Linked DNA regions of Homo sapiens: region 2 is linked to region 1. The links are chromatin loops, found by intact Hi-C in ENCODE. Cell type or tissue: GM12878. All regions are shown on one strand. Links, peaks and the distances in the headings refer to the core of each region. The heading gives the core; the rest is flanking DNA. Region 1 has its middle 5.9 kb from the start of SLC28A1. Region 2 holds the start of WDR73 (WD repeat domain 73).

Evidence for each region. A loop is a pair of places that touch in the nucleus more often than their neighbours do. Peaks named below come from ENCODE experiments on the same cell type or tissue, not always from the same donor. Only the 100,000 strongest peaks of a DNase experiment are listed, where the experiment ranks them.
Region 2: a loop joins it to region 1, with 10 times the contacts of the local background. A loop is called at or near these places in 21 of 110 quality-filtered maps.

Annotation. Positions count from the first base shown.
Region 1 is chr15:84,877,300-84,880,207 of GRCh38, forward strand. No RefSeq gene overlaps it. Among named protein-coding and RNA genes, the nearest start is that of SLC28A1, 5.9 kb to the right of the region's middle. In GM12878, for the core only: a CTCF peak has its summit at 1,417 (motif pointing left); no DNase peak of the experiment used is centred there.
Region 2 is chr15:84,653,211-84,656,118 of GRCh38, forward strand. It overlaps WDR73 (WD repeat domain 73), which reads right to left and starts at 1,073. Exons shown (of 8, transcript NM_032856.5): 1 at 1,024-1,073; 2 at 422-489. The coding sequence starts at 1,064. NMB (neuromedin B) reads right to left here. Exons shown (of 3, transcript NM_021077.4): 3 at 1,922-2,199. The coding sequence ends at 2,164. RefSeq lists enhancers at 426-1,393, 820-1,059. In GM12878, for the core only: a CTCF peak has its summit at 1,687 (motif pointing right); DNase peaks (open chromatin) are centred at 1,141 and 1,701; H3K4me3 peaks cover 1,778 bases; H3K27ac peaks cover 1,175 bases.

The DNA.
Region 1 (2,908 bases), core at 147-2,646:
ACAGAGCCCTGAATGACAGTGATCTTAAATAAGACAAAGTTATTTCTTCCTCAGGATGAAGTCTGTAGGCAGTAGGAGATCTGTACCTGGTCCACCCAGGGCTGGCACGGCAGCTCCAGGATGTCATCGAAACAGGCTCCTCCAGCTCTCTGCTCTGCCCTGCCAGCCGACACAGGAGGAATAATTAATCCCCAGTGGAATATTATGAGGAGAAGAACTGAGAATAGTAATATAAAGCTAAATCTTTGTTATATAGAGAGTCAATAGATAATGTCTAAAGTTGAAAATAAAGGCTGGGTACTATGGCTCATGCCTGCAATCCTAACATTTTGGGAGGTTGAGACAGGAGGATCACTTGAGCCCAGGAGTTTGAGGCCAGCCTGGACAACATAGTGAAACCCTGTCTTTGCAAAAAATAAGTTAGCCAGGTGTGGTGGCGTGTGACTGTAGTTCCAGCTACTTGAGAGGCTGAGGCAGGAGGATCACTTGGGCCCAGGAGATTCAGGCTGCAATGAGCCATAATCACGCCACTGCACTCCAGCCTGGGCAACAGTAAATGAATACATGATAGATAGATAGATAGATAGATAGATAGATAGATAGATAGATAGATAGATAGATAGATAGAAGATAAGTAAATTAATAAAAATAGTACCTATATTGATATTTTAAGATCTATCATCTATGTATCTATTATCTATTTTATGTATAGAAGTTGCTACCAGAGGCCAGGCACAGTGGCTCATGCCTGTAATCCCAGCACTTTGGGAGGTTAAGGCAGGAGGATCACGAGGTCAGGAGTTCGAGACCAGCGTGGCCAGCATGGGGAAACAGTCTCTACCAAAAATACAAAAAATTAGCTGGGTATGGTGGCACGTGCCTGTAGTCCCAGCTACTCGGGAGGCTGAGGCAGGAGAATTGCTTGAACTCAGCAGGCGGAGGTTGCAGTGAGCCAAGATCGCACCACTGCACTCCAGCCTGGGTGACAGAGTGACACTCCGTCTCAAAAAAGAAAAAAAAAAAAAAAAAAGAAGTTGCTACCAGAAGTGGAAAAACAAGAATGACTTGTTTGTAATTGGTGGGATTTGAGGGACAACGGGGTTGGCCTCTGGCTTCCTGGGCTCTGGTCTCCCCAAGCCTGTCTAGTGGTGAGCTTCTGTTCAACTTCCTTTGCTGGTCCATTATTTGGACCTTTCTTAAAATGGAAAGGCCAGCAGAGCGACTCCAACCACCTCCTTCTGCTTCAGGAGCTGCCTTAGTGGATTGGGTCCCTCTCAACCAAGGCAAATCTGAGCTGCGTTGTTAAGTTTCAGTGGCGGATGCAAGATGTCTGGAATTCAGTGGGATGGCAGTGTCTGTCTTGAAGAGGCTCTTGGTGTTTGGGCTGGAGCTACCTCTGGACAGGAGGCGCCCCCTACTGACACCCAGAGGCCCTGGAAACTCACTTCCCATGAGGCACTGTCTGATCTCAGAACTGATGGGGTTCAGAGATGGCCCTTTCTCATTATTTCCAAAGGGCCTCAGGGGACACAGCACACACAAGGGTGAAGGACCCTCAACCTGGAATTTGAGACACATTCCTCATGGTAGAGTTTCAACAGGACATGACCACATGGATTTCTGGGCTGAGGTAGTGTCCAGTCAACCGCTCTGGCCACTGGACTTTTTTTTTTTTTTACGAGATTGAGTTTCGCTTTGTCACCCAGGCTGGAGTGCACTGGCACAATCTCGGCTCACTGCAACCTCCACTTCCAGGGTTCAAGCAACTCTCCTGCCTCAGCCTCCCGAGTACCTGGGATTACAGGCATGTGCCACAATGCCTGGCTAATTATTGTATGTTTAGTAGAGACAGGGTTTCGCCATGTCGGCCAGGCTGGTCTTGAACTCCTAACCTGAAGTGATCCTCCCACCTCAGCCTCCCAAAGTGCTAGGATGACAGGCGTAAGCCACCGTGCTCGGCCTGGCCACTGGCTTTTGAGTGGTTGGAGTAGTTCATCCAGGCCCAGCTTGGGACACTTTCCCGTGGAGTCCAGCCAGCTGACAGTTCTAACCAAATTAAATACTCTGGTTTCACACTAAACTGCCTTGGTTCCACCAAACCCCTGATAAAGATTCTCATCGGAATGAAGCTGTGGACAAAGCCAGGGTCCTCCCTAAGACTCACCCACTTTAAGGCAGGCAGAATGCCTATGGGGGAGAAGCCCTGCCTGGTCATGGGCCCATGCCTGCAGTGGTCCACAGGAGCCTGCACCTGGCTTCCAGCCAACAGAAGCAATCTATTCCTACCTGTAGTGGATGCTGCTGGTGCCCTGCCCAGATGCCCTTTACCGCGGGGAACCCATCCCCCAGGCGCTGTTAGTTGGTAGCAACTCACAGCTGCCCCTTCTCTGAAGCATGCTGGGGTCGCTCAGAGAATAAGAATCAACTGCTCCAAAAACATACATTTTGAAGCATTGTCCTGAGCCAAATGGAAGCCACCTCACCCGGGAGGCAATCCCCACTTCCACTCTTAATCCTTGCCCCCATCCTTGGCCCATGACTAGCACTGCTACGAAAGGCTGTCCTTGCTTCACCTCAAAGTGGAACTAACTCCATGGGAGAGTTTGGGCTCTAGGGTGTCTCTGTGGGATCAGACTAAAGCCAAGCCCCAGCCGAGACCACACTGCTGCTTCTTCCCTTGGCCCTATTCTGCCTCCCTTATCCCCTTCTCCCAAGAACACTCCCCCAATAAATCACTTGAACAGAATCCCCATCTCAGGCTAAGGAATCTGCATAAGATCCATCAGGCATCCTGCTGTGTTGGCTCTCGCTGACAGAGAAATTTCACTGGGACTCTTCTTTTCTTCGCTTTCTTTCTCTTTTTCTTTCCCTCTCTCTCTCTCTTTCTTTCCTTTCTTTCCTCTCTTTC
Region 2 (2,908 bases), core at 180-2,679, 220 kb before region 1:
ACGCTGGAATACAGTGTCGTGATCTCAGCTCACTGCAACCTCCACCTCCTGGGTTCAAGTGATTCTCCTGCCTCAGCCTCCCCAGTAGCTGCTGGTACACAGGTGTGCACCACCTCGTCCGGCTAATTTTTGTATTTTCAGTAGAGACGGGGTTTCACCATGTTGGCCAGACTGGTCTCGAACTCCTGACCTCAGGTGATCCGCCTGCCTCGGCCTCCCAAAGTGCTGGGATTACAGGCGTGAACCACTGCTCCCGGTCAGAGATCTTAATAAGAGGAATATTAGTGCTGATGGGGCATCAAATTGCTACAAGTGACTCTCAGGTGCCCAGAAGAGTGGGTTGGGTCCCTCTAGGCTTAGCTCCTGAAACCCAGCTCAGGAGTGAGATTCCCTCTCCTTCAGGGCTAGAAAGGTATACCACCTTTGTCATCAATCCATTCAAGGACTCGAGTGGCTCCTGACAGGTCGAATGCATAGAAATCCTGGTACCTGCACAAAAGGGACACAGAATCACACGATGCACAGCACTTCACAGCTCAAAGAACTCCAAGATGGCAGCCGCATGGTTCAGTGGCCCAAACTCTGGAGTCAGGCAGACGTGGGACTGAGTTTACTTCCCATTTTACTCCCTGTTTCTGGGACCAGGCCAGTCCCTTGATGTCCCTGAGCCTCGGTCCTCATGTGTGGACGTCCCAGGGTACCCAGATTTCCCAAGGTTGACGTGAGGAATCAATGAGATCATCTGTGTTCTGAGCTGAACTCAGAGGCTGGCGCAAACTAACTGGGCACTGCGTCTTCACAAGCGCGGCTCTTACTAGTAATCTCACAACGCGCGCACGCAGGAAGGAGCCATTTCCTAGAGATGGGGGCCTAGGCCCAGGCGGAGTCCTCCACGGTGGCGAGCCCCGAGGCCACAGCTGGCCCACTCTGCACCAGGATCCCCAACGTGCCTCCACCCACACCCATCCGCCCGCCAGGCAAGCTCCAGGCCCAGCTCCCATGTCCCAGCCCCGTACGATTTACAAGCGCAAGGATTCCACCAGCCAGTCGTCCCCAGGATCCATGGCAACGACCGCTTCCGGCGTCTCACTTCCGCCTGCGAGCCTTCGGGGGCCGCGCGGCTCTCGCGAGATGTGGGCAGGGCCTCCCGTTAGGGGCGGGGTTAACAGGCTGAGCTGCGGCCCGGCATGGGTGGGTTACGGGTTTTCTCCGCGAAAGCTCCGGGAAAAGTGACCTGAAATCGGGACTTTCCCGCTGTCAGCTCCAAGCAGGACCTGAGGACCAAATGATCGCCCGTTTTAGGGCCAGGTGTTTGCAGCCCAAGAGAGGGGCAATGAATGCTCCAAGGCCAGAAATAATACAGGACCGCCCGGTTAAATTCGAATTTCAGAAAAACGGTGAATAATTTCTTTCTTACGAGTATGTTCATGCAATATTTGGTACATTTTATTAGATAAAATTATTGTTTATCTGAAATTCGAATTTAACTGGGTGTCCAGTATTTTTATTTGCTAACGCTGGCAACCCTTCTGACGGCCAGAGAAGAGAGGAAGCGGCCGGCAGGGTCTGGATCCCAACTCGGCGCTCCCCTCCAAGTCCGGCGGGGGTATTGAGTAAAGCCCGGCAGTGTAGTGTCTGCAGCCCCCTTTTACTAGCGAGGAAACTAGTGACACTTGCCTGCGCCAGTAGGTGGCAGAGATGAGAGTAGAACCCCGCGCCTGGCACGAAGCCTGGCATGCAACAGGCGTTATTTGCTTGCTGAATGAATGGGTAGGAGGCCAGAGTCAGTGCCAGGCTGGTGCCATGGCATGGGGTATTCTGGACTTTTTGAGCCAGCCCCATCTCACTGAACACTCTGCCCTCCAGCCCCCTTTTCCTCCCATCCCCTAAAAGACGGGTGAAAGGAGAGGACCAGGCATTGTATGTAAAGAGCAAGGTTTTATTCACCAATTCAACAGGGAAGCAGGAAATACAGCAGGAACATAATCTGTGTCTGCATCAGCGATATTTCTGGTGACCCAGCCAGAAATCACAGTAATGGAGTAACAGAGATTTGAGCTCAGGATTTACATCCAGATGGGGCCATCAACAGGGTCCCATTCAGCACCTTCCCTGGGTGGGCACAATCTAAGCCACGCTGTTGTGTCTGCCCCATTATTGGTGTCATTTCTGCAGTATTTGTACCAGCAGCCTCCTGTACTGAAGAGAAACATACAGAAGAATTGAGCCAGGGAGGGGCTCCTGATAAAGATAGGGGCATCCTGCCATTCCTAAGTGCCAGATGTCTGCAGAGGTGGGCACCAGCAGGCTGTCAGCTGAGGCAGGCCCCAGAGCACCCTGAATTGCCTTGGAGGGGTCGGGGCAGTAGTTTTCTCAGAACACAGCCCCAACCACCCAGGGTGGTCATGACAGTCAAAGAAGATCGTGGAAGAAAATCCAAATACAGTGCTTGGTGCTGGGCTAGTGTCAGCGTCCTCACTCCCCCACCCCAGCTCTGCCCCAGACCTCACTCTGAAGCCCCAGACGTAGGCACTGCTGCTTCTGAGATTCTCTAGTTGGTCTGCATGTGTCAGAGCTTCAAAACCAAGGGCATTAGAGGTGACATTGTTTCCCTTCAGACTCAGCCAGCCCAAGCTCCTAGGCCTTACATCTGAGGTCCTCAGGGGCTGCTGGTTCTGTGCCTCAGGAAGTCAGGGATGTTGGTTGAGGCTGGGTTGGACCTTTTCTAGGGAATGCCTCTCCCTTCAAAATGCACACACTATATGCTAGGCACACTGGGGGATATGAAGGCGAGTCTACAACAGGTGCCGCCAGGGAGCTCACAGACTGATAAGAGCTCGCATCTACTAAGGGCTGTCTATGAGCCAGGCACCATGCTGAGCATTTGACATAAATGGTCTCATTTAAT